Linked DNA regions of Homo sapiens: region 1 is linked to region 2. Evidence: chromatin contacts called from ENCODE POLR2A ChIA-PET data. All regions are on one chromosome and are shown on one strand. The core of a region is the stretch at or near the end of the contact, and the rest is flanking DNA. Distances in the headings are between cores, read along the strand shown.

The links. ChIA-PET counts read pairs that join two places held with the same protein, here RNA polymerase II (POLR2A).
Region 1: POLR2A ChIA-PET joins it to region 2 with 12 read pairs in BJ. The contact joins two enhancer-like sites. POLR2A ChIA-PET finds 5 or more read pairs at or near these places in 3 of 52 experiments (A549, BJ and activated CD4-positive, alpha-beta T cell).

What each region holds. Positions count from the first base shown.
Region 1 is chr12:65,738,935-65,742,783 of GRCh38, forward strand. No RefSeq gene overlaps it. Among named protein-coding and RNA genes, the nearest start is that of HMGA2, 84 kb to the right of the region's middle. RefSeq lists enhancers at 2,578-3,078, 3,079-3,579 and a silencer at 2,579-2,628. Within about 2 kb of position 2,562, at least 6 of the 41 ENCODE cell types and tissues checked have a DNase peak (open chromatin) inside an H3K27ac peak, as active enhancers do.
Region 2 is chr12:65,629,230-65,632,989 of GRCh38, forward strand. All of the region lies in intron 1 of MSRB3-AS1 (MSRB3 antisense RNA 1), which reads right to left. LOC105369806 (a long non-coding RNA gene) reads left to right here. Exons shown (of 4, transcript XR_945028.3): 3 at 91-313; 4 at 452-630. Among named protein-coding and RNA genes, the nearest start is that of MSRB3-AS1, 11 kb to the right of the region's middle. Within about 2 kb of position 2,487, at least 9 of the 41 ENCODE cell types and tissues checked have a DNase peak (open chromatin) inside an H3K27ac peak, as active enhancers do.

The DNA of each region.
Region 1 (3,849 bases), core at 1,312-3,811, 110 kb after region 2:
AATTCTCCTGCCTCTCAGCCTCTTGAGTAGCTGGGACTACAGGCGCACACCGCCACGCCCAGCTAATTTTTTTTTTTTTTTTTTTTTTTTTTTTTTGATTTTACTAGTGACGGGGTTTCACCGTTTTGCCCAGGCTGGTCTCGAACTCCTGAGCTCAGGTGATCTGCCCGCCTCAGCCTCCCAAAGTGCTAGGATTACAGGCGTGAGCCACCGCGCCCAGCCGGATTATTTCTTTTTATTGAAAAGACCGGGAGAGATATATTTTGGAGATGTGAAATCAGGAGTTCAATTTTGGACCTGTCAGGTTTGAAATGCTTGGGGAGCCTTCGAAGAGAGTGGGATTGAGCTCAGGGGAGATATCTGCCCTGGGGGTAAAAGTTTTGGAACCATCAACATGTAAATAAAATCCGTAAGAATGTTTAAGATCACCTTGGGATAGATGAAAGAGAAAGAAGAGAAAGCCCTGGTAAATTTCAGCACTAATGCTGAGAAAAAAGAGGATGTCAACCACATTGTTTGGTGTGTTTGTTTGTTTACTAACAGTTTAACAATATAGATTTTTGAGATAGTTTGTTAGGGTATATATTTTGTTATATATATATCTATGGTATATATTTTGACACCATGGTAGAATTTCTCTGTATAACCTTTCAACTTACTTCTGCTTTGCACTGATATATTTTTACTGAGAGTCTCATGCCTCATACAGGCTATAGGAATGTTTGTTATTAACCCAATTATTTGTTGAGTAAGATACAACACCCCTTCCCCCTTTTGTCTGTCTCTAAATTTACCAAATGCAAAAAGAAAATCTCAAAAAACAAAGAAAGTGGAAAGCTTTTGACCGATTTTTAAAAATGAGTAGGTAGTTTAATTTCAAGTAGTCAAGAATTATGATGTCATAAACATTGTTTACATGGTTCCTTTTTGGTTTTAATATCAGTTTGCTACAATACAATGCATTTATAATTACAATTTTGTTAAGATATACTTGCTGCAAGTCAACCATTTTTCATTAAATAAAGATGTTCTTGGCCGGGCACGGTGACTCACGCCTGTAATCCCAGCACTTTGGGAGGCCAAGGCGGGCGGATCACGAGGTCAGGAGATCGAGACCATCCTGGCTAACACAGTGAAACCCCGTCTCTACTAAAAATACAAAAAACAAAACAAAACAAAACAAAAAACTAGCCGGGCGTGGTGGTGGGCGCCTGTAGTCCCAGCTACTTGGAAGGCTGAGGCAGGAGAATGGCGTGAACCTGGGAGGCGGAGCTTGCAGTGAGCCGAGATCGCACCACTGCACTCCGGCCTGGGTGACACAGCGAGACTGCGTCTCAAAAAAAAAAAAAAAGAAAGAAAGAAAAAGATGTTCTGAAAGAAACTCCAGGATGAGCAACTGCCTTCAAGGGCAGAGGTTTTAAGTTGCCAATAAAATAAAATAGTGACAAGTAAACACTGCGCCTCATCAAGAGGAGCAAGGCAGCTTCTGTTGTGTAGCCGATGTTCCCATTTTCAGAACGTAGATGTAGGTGAGTGAGAAGAAAGAGGATATATAAACCGTCTTCCAGCTCAAATTTGAAATTAAAAGAAAAAAAGACCTAAAAGAGGGGGCCTGCCCTCCACCAACAAGGCAGCAAACCTTGCAGCCTGTGGGGCTTCACCATAGCACAAACCAAGCACCTTTACTTGCAGCTCTCTAAGGGCCCAGATTTGAGTTTTGACTCAGAGAAGAGAGAGCAGAGGTCTCTAGAAATGCCTGTTGGGTTTGAAGAATGCTGATGACATTTTTGCAACTATCCTTTATCATCTGTTTTCTGTACTTCCACCACTGGCTCCACCTTTTTCTTTCTGCAGTTCAAAATCGTTCTGTGAAATATCTCCTCCATTTCAAATCTTGGCTCTTCACCACTCAGTTTAAGAGTAGCAAACACCTTGCAGCCTGAGGTTCCACCTTGAACATGGAGAACATTCAAACACAATATGGGGGAGGAGGCGACCTGCGTGACTTTTAACATCCCCTTCATATCCTCCCACTGGGCGCATTTTAAGCGCCAGCGCTCACCACATCCGGCTGCCCCACCGCCCGCGCCCGGAGCCCCAACATTCCCAGTCCTCTCCCTTCTCTCACTTCTAGGTCAACAAATATTTTAATAGGTCCTTTTGAACAGATGTGGCCTGTAGATGTATGCAATGACCCCATCGGAAATAATTTGGGGTGAAGGGGGAAGGCGACCTTCCTCTCCAGGAGAGCCTTTATTGTATAATCTCTAGTTAATGAGCCTCTCTCTGGGCCTCAAACCGGGCGAGTTATTATCCGTGTCTGCAAGTCTGGAGAAGAGGCTAAGAAGCAAACCTCCTGGGTGTCCGGGACCACCGGCCTTAGCCTTCTCCAAGCCCAGGGCAGGGCGAGAAGAACATGGCCCGGTTCCCCTCGGGGTCTCTGGCCCAGCTGCGGAGGGGGAAAGGTGATCGATCTTGCTGGGGGCCACCGCTAGCCCACCGCTTCCTGCCGCGACCTGCCGCGGCGGCCGGAGCCCGGGAGCTTCCCATTGGCTCACGGGCCGACGCCATGCAGTCTGGGGGGGCGTGGCCGGGCGGCGGGGCGTGGCCAGGCGGTGCGGGGAACTGCGGAGAGAGGAGAGGAGAGGAGAGGAGGGGAGGGGAGGGGAGAGGAGTGGAGAGGAGAGGAGGGGAGGGGAGGGCAGGGGCGGGGCGGGGCCGGGCGGCGGGGGCGCACACCCCAATCTCCCTAGCGCTGTGGGGGTGGCTGCAGCTCCCCGCGCGCTCCCTCCTTTGGGGGGGTTTCTGGGCTCGTGACTTTTTTTTAAATAAAGAATGAGCGGATGCCCGTGACAAGTTAATAGCTCTCGCCGCGCTCTAAAGTTAAGTTGTATCTCCTTCCCGCCGCGAGTCTCCTTCCACAGACCCGCCGGAGCTGCCGGGACGGGCGCTGCGCGGGACTGGGCGTTAGGTGCTCCCGGCTGGTTCCGGCGAGCAGCCCCCACCCCTCGCCCACGCTCGGGGTTAGAGACCCCAGCACCCCACGCAGACGGCCCGGGCTTAGACCTCTCCACGTCGCTGTGGCGCGCGCCCCGCCAACACCCCCACCCCACGCGCAGCCCGTGTCTTCTTTACCCCCGCGCACTTAACGCAGGGCGCACGCACGCATCCCGGCCCCCTCACACTCACACTGCGTCTTCTGTCACACCCCCTGTCGCACACACACTGTTCTCTGACTCCCACCATCTCCTGTCTCACACCCACTCCAGTTTCGTGTTGAGCGGCCGCCAGTTCTCCCTCGGTCGCGCCGGCGCACGCTCGTCCCCTTCTGCCCCGGAGCCCGCCCGCGCCGCACGGTGGCCCCTTGCGCTGGCCTGATCGTGGGAACCAGGCGGGGCCCCAGCGTCCCTGCCCCTGCCCGGTCATCCATCTCCCTCCCGGTCGGCCAGCCGAGACTTCAAAGGCGCCTCCTCCGGCCGGGCCTGCCAAACCCCGACGCAGCCTGGATGTGGGCCGGGGGCGCTCCCCGGCGGGGGGAGGCCGGGCCAGGGCGCGTCTGGGGCCGGCTCCGTCCTTAGTGCGGCGGCGGCGGACTCCAGAGCTGACCGCGGGGCCACCCCCGCCGCGGCCGGGCCACGCGCGGGCCACCCGGGAGCTTCTACCAGCCCAGCGAGCACGCGCCGGCGGGAGGGGGGCCTCATTTTCATGGCAAGGGAAATCCGGATAAGGATGGACTCCTTTCGGAGGAGAATGGGAACGCGCTAGTCCTGGTGCCTGACCCTCTCTCCTAAAGAAAATGAGTCTCCCCTGGAGCTTAAGCCATATTTCCTTCGCCTCCTTTCCTCCTTC
Region 2 (3,760 bases), core at 1,237-3,736:
AAGAATGAAAAGCTTTAAAATGAGATAAAGGAAGAGGCATTTCAGTTAAACATGGAAGACACAAGACATTCTTTCTTAACCTTTCCACAGACCTTTCTAAAATTGAGTATAAAAGGAACTAATGAGATAGAAACTCAGAAGGACAAAGACAACAGGTGATGAGAGAGAGAATTGTGACTGCAAAGAGTGAACATATTTTTGGAAGATAAAAAGTGGAAGGAGGAGTGAGCAAAAGTAAGAATGCTGTATACCAAGTGTGAGCAAACTGGATGCCAATGTCAAAGGAGCCAAGTCACAGCATCTAACCCCCCTAGTAAGTCTCAGCCATTGATGGTGCCTGGTCTGTGGAAGATAAGGGTGGAGTTCTGGGGAGGAATGAGGAGAATGGTTTGAAAGTCAGTATAAAGCACATTTAAACCCCTGGACCCTCTCTTCCCTCTCCTCTACCCAGGTCCAGGCAAGTGTTCCTCCTCACCCTGCCAGGATGCCAGAATCTTACTATTCTGTGGAGAAGTTGAACTGGAGTGGCTCCACAACCAGGATGCCGGCCCCAGAAGAAGTGGAGGTGCAAAAGAAAAGGGTCTGAGCACAAGTGTAGATATTGAAACATAAGATTTCTTCTCCTTCCGGGTGCGCCAACCTTATGGGTTTGGGTTATAATCCTGTGGTAGTATCATCTGACTTTTTAAAACTGTATTTTTTATTCCTTTTATAAAAATTTTACTCACACATACACATGCACACACACACGCACACATACATGTATTTTTTTTAAGAGAAGAGGAAAAGCGTTTCTTGCGGAGGAAACAGCCTGTGTGAAGATCCTAACCAGTGCATTCAGGGGAGTGGCAAAGAAGACCTGGCAGTGCAAGAGCAGCAGTAGGAGGAGGACATGGGGAGGATGAGGTTGGAGAGAGCGGGGTAAGAGGAGGACATGGGAAGATGAGGTTGGAGAGCGTGGGGCCAGATGCTGCGGGACCTTGAGGGCCATCTGAAAAGTCTGGGTTTTCTTTGAAATGTAGCCATGAAAGGTTTTTAAGCCATGGGTAACATGATCTTATTTAGGTTTAAAGAGTTACTCTAGTTGTATAAAGAATAGTTTGTCACATATTTAGCTGGGTCTTCGCATGAAAAATTATGTATCCCAGTACTTTAGAGCGGAAAGGACCTTCAAGATCATTTAGTCCAACCCTTTCTTTTAAAAGATAAGCAAACTAAGAAGCAGAAAATTTATGATTTGCCCAAGGTCACAGAGCTAATAACTATGTGAGGCTTTTAAACTAGGAGTTGCAGGGTGATAGATTATACTTTTAAGAAATCTTTCTACTCTATATTTCCTTTGGCCAGAAATGATGTCTCCCTTTTCTGAACTTTCATCTCACTTTATTTTTCTCTCCTATGGTGCTTACTCATTTATTACCTTGATCATAGTTCTTTGTGTTCTTGTCTTGTCTTATCTCCTTTATGAGACTATAAAAGCAATCCCTGGAGAGCAGGAAATATGGTCTTTACCTTACGTGTCTCTGTAGGACATTGCCTGTAGTAGGTGTTCAGTCAATGTTTGTTAAGTAAACAGATCAATGGACAGGTGATACGTGAGTGAATGAATGAATGAATGAATGAGTTCTCCATATGCTATAAATACTGAGTGTTTACTGACTGAATATGCACGTGTAGATTATACTCTCCCTGATTTATCATTCTAGGCTACTTCCTAGCTATGTTTTCATTCATTTTTCTCTTATATGTACATAATGGAAAGTGGTTATTTTTAATCAGAAGAAACGAGGTGGCCTAGAAAAATATCACATTTCTAAGTCAGGTAATTCTTTCTTCCAAGATTATCAGCAGGGAGAGCCTCTCCACACTCTCCCCTTCCTTCCCTCCCACCCTACTGGCTAGGTTTAAATGTTCTTTCTCAACACATGATCTTTTGGGAGCTTACTTCTGAATTTTTTTTTTAAAGAGATGACTGAGACTGCCCATAAGAAACTAACCAAGTGTCCGGGGTAAAACTGTGATATCACAAAGGAGAAAAATGTTTTACTTAAGGTTAAAAAAAAAAAAACACAAAAAAGCAGGGCTGTAACTATGCCCTCTCCAGCAGAGCAATATACATACATCCAATGAAAACTAATGCTGCCAATAGTGGAGAAAGCCCTGAAGGAGATTTGGGAGCCATGGGTGATGTCCCTGCCTTCGATATTGACTTGTTCAATGGCTCTGATAATTCATGAGCGCTCTCTCTCTCCCCTCACCCCTGCCCTTGGTTTCCTCATCCATAAAAGATACATAAAAATATTAGAAACAATTGGTCATAGGTCCAGTTTCTGCTACCACAAAATGACCCATTAATTCTGTCCATAAAATTGGTCAGACTGGTTTCAGGGATAATTGTTACATTTTTGGACTCACTGATTTGGCATCTTGCACATACATAGTCAGGCGCATGTTGAGAATCTTTGCCGGAGATGAGGTTATACAATGGATTTTGGCTCCCTGCATGAAGAAACAAGCTTCAGGGCATGCGATTTGATGATCTAAGGTCTCCACTAAGGCAATCGGCACTCAGAAGACAAACATGACTCATTGTGTGTGGGAACTCATTCCACTGTTCACAAACTTCGGTTTGAGGGTTGGGAAGGTCTGGAAAAGATTCTAGTGTAAAGCCTAATTCAGAAGGGTACAGATTGTTTTCTTTGTAAAGTGACACATGTCAGTATTGTGAAACAGTGGAAACTGGAAGGAAAATAAAATATTGTGTCGACTGTCACAGAGTCATCCTGCTGCCCCGGCTACAGACATCTCTTGCTTTCTACTCCTGTGCTTCACTATTACAATGAAGCCACTGTCCTCAGATAGTTCCGGCTGCTTCACCATATTAGTTATCTATTGCTAGGAAAGAAGCCACCCCAAAAGTCTGTGATTTAAAGCCACAACATTTTATTATTTGTTCATGAAATCTGTAATCTTGGTGGAGCTCAGCAGCAATGCTGCTGCTGGTCTTGCGTGGAATCACTCATGCAGGTGGCATTATGTAGAGTCTCAACTAGGCTAACTCTCAAATAATACAGAATGACTTCATTCCCATGCATGTCACCACAGCTGGGATGGCTGAAACAGCTGGGGCTGGTCCGACGTCTCTCCCTCCCTCTCTCTCACTCTCTCTCAGTGGTTTCTCCAGCAGTGCAGCCGACTACCATTACCTGGGGACCCCGGGCTCCCAAGAGTACAAAAGCAGAAACTGCCAGGTTTTCTTAAGGTTCATGTCTCAAACAGCCACAGTGTCACTTCTGCAGCATTCTGTTGGTTACAGCAAGTCATAGGCCAACCCAGATTCAAGGAGAGGGGAAACAGATCCCATATCATTATGTAAAGAGTGGCAAAGAATTTCCAGACACCTTTAATCTACCACAACCACAATTACATGGTCAGGTCTTGTGGGGTAAAGGAGCATCTAGTGACTTGCCCAAACTTCTCCCCTGCCACAGACTTCCCCTTGTTCCTCCTTGGATGCTCCCCTCTTACAATGCAGCCTTCACTCCAGGGCTCTGGGCCTGTTGCTTTTACTTTTCTGTCACTACCAGCCAACTTCTCTCTACTGACTTTCTCTCCACCTCATAGTTTTTGATTATTCACAGGCTCTGCTGCTCCATGGCATTATTGTCATATGGCTTCTACTGCTATAAAAATTAGTAGTGTACAGAAAAGGTTAACAAAGTAGGCCAGAGACTGCTAGCCTTAGGAAGACCTGCTTGCA